2 separate regions of the Homo sapiens genome follow, and region 1 is linked to region 2. A link is a contact called in ENCODE Hi-C data. All regions are on one chromosome and are shown on one strand. The core of a region is the stretch at or near the end of the contact, and the rest is flanking DNA. Distances in the headings are between cores, read along the strand shown.

What was found. A loop is a pair of places that touch in the nucleus more often than their neighbours do. Pooled maps may share reads with other maps.
Region 1: a pooled map shows a loop between it and region 2 (3-fold over the local background). The contact joins the promoter of HOPX here to the promoter of ARL9 in region 2. A Hi-C loop is called at or near these places in 1 of 50 pooled maps.

Annotation. Positions count from the first base shown.
Region 1 is chr4:56,679,477-56,682,910 of GRCh38, reverse strand. It overlaps HOPX (HOP homeobox), which reads left to right and starts at 1,615. Exons shown (of 4, transcript NM_032495.6): 1 at 1,615-1,656. RefSeq lists a silencer at 1,568-1,617.
Region 2 is chr4:56,504,263-56,507,574 of GRCh38, reverse strand. ARL9 (ARF like GTPase 9) reads right to left here and starts at 1,784. Exons shown (of 4, transcript NM_001363794.2): 1 at 1,434-1,784. The coding sequence starts at 1,712.

The DNA of each region.
Region 1 (3,434 bases), core at 366-2,865, 180 kb before region 2:
CTGAGGTGGGAGAATCACCTCAGCCCGGGAGGTCAAGGCTGCAGTGAGCCAAGATCGTGTCACTGCACTCCAGCCTGAGTGAAAAACAAAAAACAATACAACCTCATAGGGTTATTGTATTACATATTAAATAAGCAGACAAACTCTCTGTACAGTCCTTACATGGAGCCTGACACACAGTCAGTCTTACTAGATTATGGATCATCACCATTGTCATCATCATAATAATTTGTGCTGTCATAGTAATAATTTGTGCAACAACAATAATAATAATAATGCTGTGGGTATCAAATGATAAACAAGACATAGACCCTGCCCATTCAAAAAATCGTGGCAGCAAGAATCCAGATTTGGCCATAGAATGGTCAGAAGTTAGGCATTGAATTAGGCAGGAAACAAAAGAATTCCTCTGGTAACCAAGGTTGGGTTAACCTGGGCCCCCTGTCTCTACTCTTTCCCACACATGTTTTATAACCGTCACCCCCTTTTCCAAGAGGGAAAGAGGTATTCTGAATGAGCGCTGCTCTTCTTTCACATATGGCTACTGTTCCCAAGAGACTCAAGTGGGCTTTCTCTTTCTCTGCTGAAGTGAATAATATAGGGTGTGGCTCTCTGGATGGCACTTACCGGTTTGTGCTACAAACCAGCAAATACACACAGATAATCCCACAGATGATCTCACCAGACCTTGTCTCCCTTCCCTCATTCCCTCAAAATCATACCCACCTAATAATGTTTAGTGCACTGCAATTGAGTATTAGCTCCCGTATCTAGCTAATAAAATACGTAAACATCCAACAGCCGGGTCCTCACACCCACACACATACCCTCGCCTTTAGAAACATTTCCACGGATTGTCACACGAGCCCCTAAACTCTCTGTCACACTCTGCATGCATCTTCCCACAGACTTGCTCACACACTGGCTTTTTATTCGCAAGCCCATGGGGAATCTTTCACCTCTTAGACAGGAATTTCATTAACGAAGGGGAGGGGATGGTAAGAGGAAAGTACAGATGCAGGGGAAATAAATGAGAATCGTTTTTGAGGGAGACCTAAAACTGTATCATCCTAGCCCGAATCTCTCCCTTTTAACTGTTCTTTATGTGTACATTCTGTGCCCAAAAGAAAACAACCTTTCATTAATTGGGCAATTGTCCAGGCTCTTAGCTTGGCATCCAGCTCTCAGAGCTGTGAAATCAACCGCACCAGATCTACGCTTTGAAATGAGGCAACATCTAACTGGAAACTCGCTCAAAGTAAGGAAGTGGATGAGAAGACTCAGGGTCCCTTTTCTCTTCCCCGTCTTCTCTCAGCCACATCTCTCTTATCCTATCTTGGTGAAGAAGCTTGCTTGGCTAGGAGAGAGGTCAGGGACGAGAAGATAGTGACGAGAAAGTTCCATGAGACTCTCAGAAGTCCCAGCCTGAACATCAAACCTGAATAACCAGGAGAGACGTAACCTCGGCATACTTTCAGTGGTTTACCTCCTGCCCACGCTGCAGGTTTTTCAGGTCCTTGCTCGAGTGTGTGCTCATAGGCGTAAATAAACGTGCTATCAGCAGCCTGCGTCAGCCAGCCCAGCTATTTAAGCAGGCTGGCATCAGCAAACACAGCTTCCAAACCCAGGGCTTGCGCTTGCCTTTGCCTCTTCCACGTAAGTACCTTTCAAAGGTCTGCCTTTTATGCAGAGGAATGAGTTTGTGCAGGAACTAGACCAAAATGCTATCGTTACCGTATTTGCTCATCTGTTGGAAAACGGTAGAGGTGAAAGGGAGAATAGGAATGACAAGCTTACCCCCAAGCAGAAGCTAGGAAATGCTGCTGGGTGTAAGACATCAGTCCCTTACAAACAAAACTGCATGGGGTCGAGGGGAATTTGGAGGAAGGGGAGTTGGTGTTGGTCTTTTGGCCAAGCAGGTGAGATGTTTTTCTTACTCGCTTCTATTTTGGAAAGATAACTTTGAAACCAGCATTTGTCAGATGCCTATGATTTTCTCATTTAGAAGCAGATTATTGTTATTCTACATCCCAGACTTTTATCTAAAATCAGACATAATATCGTTTTAAAATATGTTTTGTGTTTGACAAGGGGAAGTGAGGGAGCTGTCTCTGGATGGAGAAGTGGCTTGATTTTGAATTTGCAGTTTATTGTTACTTCTGGTTCTCATAATACTTATTTATAACAACAAAAACAGTGATTTTTTTTTTTTGAGATGAAAAGGAATCCCAGGCTCTGGGGTTTAGAGAAAGTATAGGTTTGTGATATGTGAGTGGCATCCAAGTATTCAGGGTAAACTGTTAAGTAAAGTGGAATAAGAATCATTGAATAAAAAGGTACAATCTATCACATAGTTCAGATAAGAAGCTCTTAAAGAGAAAAGGAATGCAAACAGTTCCCATGAAGTGGCACTGCTACTGGACAGGGCCCTGTAGTGTGTTTAGTTAAGTAAGGTTAAGTATAACCAGGGCAGGCAGAGAACAAAACGAAGGTGCTGGGGAGGTGGGAAGGGAGGAGAAGGGAGGAGCAGATAGTAAAGGATTTATAATTAAACAACAGATTCATGAAAAGCAGATAGGAATAGAGCAGGGCATTAATTCCATAGTCTATCCCTTTGTATCAAGAATCTGGTGAAAGCCAAGGACCTTTCTCAGGTATTCATTCCTCGCTTCCTGAGCCTCCCCTTCCACCCCACACCCCAACCCACACCTTGACTCTCACTTTCTGGACTCCTAGAAGTCCACGGACCTAAATGAAGCTCATATGCTTATTATTATTTTTTTTTAACTGGGCTGAAGCTGCCGACTGAGGAACCTCTCCAGAAGTGGTGGCGAGTTAAAAACCTTCAACGTGGCAGGCACTTCTTAGCCACCAAACTGAAGCTTGGTTTTAAGTTCATGAAGGTCTTATGTCAATCAAGCAAATAATGATTAAGGGCTATATCTGAGAAAAGATAAGTTGAAGGCCAAGAGGAAGAGAAAAGAAAAAATGGATCTTGTTCTCAAAGAGCTTGAAATCTAAAGTCCAGGGAGATAATTAGATGTTATGTCCATGCACAAAATAGGATGTGTTGAGTGATTACATTTGTATAAAATGATAGAAAATGCAAACTAATCTATAGCAAAAAGAAAGTGGCTGGGTGCGGTGGCCCACGCCTGTAATCCCAGCACTTTGGGAGGCCGAGGTGAGCGGATCACTTGAGGTCAGGAGTTTGAGACCAGCCTGGCCAATATAGTGAAACCCCGTCTCTACTAAAAATACAAAAATTAGGCGGGCTTGGTGGTGGGCACCTGTAATCCCAGCTACTCGGGAGGCTGAGACAGGATAATTGCTTGAACCCGGGAGGCGGAGGTTGCAGTGAGCTGAGATTGTACCACTGCGCTCCAGCCTGGGCGACAGAGCAAGATTCTGTCTTAAGAAAAAAAAAAAAAAGA
Region 2 (3,312 bases), core at 535-3,034:
GGGAGGCCAACGCGGGTGGATCGCTTGAGCTCAGGAGTTGAAGACCAGCCTGGGCAACATGGCGAAACCCCATCTCTACCAAAAATACAGAAATTAGCTAGGCACGGCGGTGTGCACCTGTAATCCCAGCTACTTGGGAGGCTGAGGTGGGAGGATGACTTGAGCCTGGGAGGTGGAGGTTGCAGTGAGCCGAGATCACGCCACTGTACTCAAGCCTGGGCGACAGAGCCAGACTCTGTCTCAAAAAAACAAAAACAAAAATATCAGTTCCCTTTCCAACCACGTTGCTGTCCCTACGCCCATCCTACCTAGAAATTCTGCATTCAGGCTTCCTCACATTTACCTTCTCCTAAGGAAAGCTGAATTTGTAAAACAGTTCAGACACAAAATGTGATTCTGAACACCGTTTTTGTCAAAAGTTATTCCTTTAGCCAAATATGAGTCTATGTAGTCTGTGTTTTACCAGAGATCAAATCTCTGTTAATCCGTGGTGGCTCACGCCTGTAATCCCAGCGCTTTGGGAGGCTGAGGCGGGCGGATTGCTGGAGCCCAGGAGTTTGAGATCAGCCTGAGCTACATGGCGAAACTCCAGCTCTGCACAAAAATACAAAAATTAGCTGGACATGGTGGCGTGTGCCTGTAGTGCCAGTCACTGAGGTTGGGAGATGGGGGCGGTGCCAGGCTGAGGTGGGAGGATCCCTCCAGCCTGAGAGGCAGAGTAAGACCCTGTCTCAAAAAAGAACACACACACACACACACACACACACACACACACACACACACACACAACTGTGTTAATCATTCATAATTGTTTAGAACCAGAGCGCAGCTCTAAGCCAAGGAGCCAGCTCAGGAACTCCAGGAGCACAGAGACCATTCAGCTGACCCAAATAATGCCAAGTTTCTAAGACCTGTCAGTTAAAACTTTTCCGCCATCCATTCATGGTACTGGTGGTCTGAAAACAACTGCAGCGTCCCCAAACACCTCCTGCGTTCAGGAACCCTGCCCCTTCTGACAAAGAACGCATTCAATGCAAAGAGGGCCTGCGTGTGGGGAGGGTTCGGGGCTGGTTTCTAAATGTGGTCAGGTGGTCTGTGCGCTAGTGTTGCGCGCTGGACAGATCTAAGGGCAGTAGAGGGGCCGTTCCCCATGTCCCCATGAAGACCGAGATCTCTTGTCCCTCAACAACAGACCCGACTGAGGTTAAGACACAGGGGTAGCGATAAGGGCTAGGGTGGGCAGGGGGCCCGGGAAAAGGGGATGGGTCGTTCAAAGTTTGGCGCATCTCTTTCATCCATAGGTAAATAGCCCTCAGTTGAGATCCATTCGCTCCCACGCGGTCGGGGGCCTCCGACGTAACAGAGACAGCGCTGGGGTCTGAACGGCCGACAAAAGCCTTGGGGCAAGGGGTCCTGGGCACTGGGTCTCTTACCAGCGGCTCGAGCGGGGTCCTTGTCAAGGTGCTGTCCTTGTTCTCCCCTTTCTCTTCTTGTCCCTTAAATTGTTCCTTCTCTTTGTTTGTCTCCTTCCCTTGCTTTGTCCTCTTTTCCTCTTTCTCTTTTCCCTTTCTCCTCTCCTGCTTCTCTTGCTTTTGTTTAATTTTCTGCTCCACCTCCTTTCTTTTCACTTTCTCTTCCCTACCCTTTTCTCCGATTTTCTCCTCCTGCGTCTCCTTTTCCTTCTCTTTCTTCTTCACTTTCCCCCTCTCCATCCCCAGCGCCGCGGTTTCCTTCCCTCCCGCCGCGTGCCCGCGTGCTGAGCGGTGGCTCTGGGCCCCAGGTGTGGCTCCCGAGGTGCACGCCCGACAGAGACGTAGGCCCCGCGGCGTAGACAACCCGCGGGCGCTGCCAACCCCGGCACCGCCGCCAACCGCCGCTTACCTCGCGGATGCAGGGCTTCTTGCAGCCGATTCGCTGAACCCGCAGGGGTTCGCAAAGAGGGAAGGGCGGAGGCGTACGGATGGATTGAGCCCAGCCAAGCGAAACCAAGAGGTCCCAACCAGGACGTGGGACAGTTCGGCGGGGTATATCATTGCTGCAGAAAAAGCGTCCCTAGCGCGATTACCTCGGGCCAGGCAGGGTGGCTAAGAGCCTTCCACGTGGGCCGCAGTCTAAGCAACCTTAGCGTCTGACGTCTCCGGCTTCAATCCCGAGACCGGCCAGCCTGTGTGAAGAACCCCTGGGGCGTCAGAATCCAGAGGTTCCGGGAGGATTCTCAGCCTTCCCTCAGCTCCCAACCATGAGCCTGTACTGCTCATGTCATGTATTTCTCCGCCCTCTCCCGAGTAAACTCCGCTAGGAGTGTCTCCAGACTACTACCCAGGATTATTAGTTGACTATTACCCAGGATTATTAAAGACAAATAGAAGAACGTGAATGGGTTCCATTGTTTTAAGTTCCTGTTTTGTTTTTGAGACGGAGTCTCTGTCACCCAGGCTGGAGTGCAGTGGTGCGATCTCAGCTCACAGCAACCTCCGCCTCCCGGATTCAAGCGATTCTCCTGCCTCAGACTCCCAAGTAGCTGGGATTACAGGCGTGGGCCACCACGCCCGGCTAATTTTTGTATTTTTAGTAGCGACGGGGTTTCACCATGTTGGCCAGACTGGTTTCAAACTCCTGACCTCAAGTGATCCTCCCCGCCTCTGCCTCCCAAAGTGCTGGGATTATAGGCATAAGCCGCCGTGCCCGGCCTGTATTTCACTTTAAAAAAAATTATTCGGAGATAGCCTGCCAGGATCACAGCTGCTAGTAATGCTCAGTATTAAAACCAAAACCAAATAGTCTAGTCACTTCTAATTATCTAATAAATGGTAAATAAGGCACACGAAGGGCTTTTCAAAGGTGGTATTGTTTCTCAAACTGGCTAAGAAATATCTGGAGGGTTCCTTTTATCTTGCTAAACTGAACTCTTTAGTATATTTCAGTTTAGCACAATTATATATTTTTTGAGACAGTCTCGCTCTGTCGGCCAGGCTGGAGTGCAGTGACACAATCTCGGCTCACTACAACTTCCACCTCCCGGGTTCAAGCAATTCTCCTGCCTCAGCCTCCCGAGTAGCTGGGATTACAGGCATGTGCCACCATGCCCAGCTAATTTTTGTATTTTTAGTAGAGACGGAGTTTCACCATGTTGGCCAGGCTGGTCTCGAACTCCTGACTTCAGGTAATCCGCCTGATTGGGCCTCCCAAAGTGCTGGGATTACAGGCATGAGCCACCGCACCCGTCCAGCACAATTATTTTTTGAGACGGAGTTTCACTCTTGTTGCCCAGGCTGGAGTGCAGTGGTCCGATCTCAGCTCACTGCAACCTCT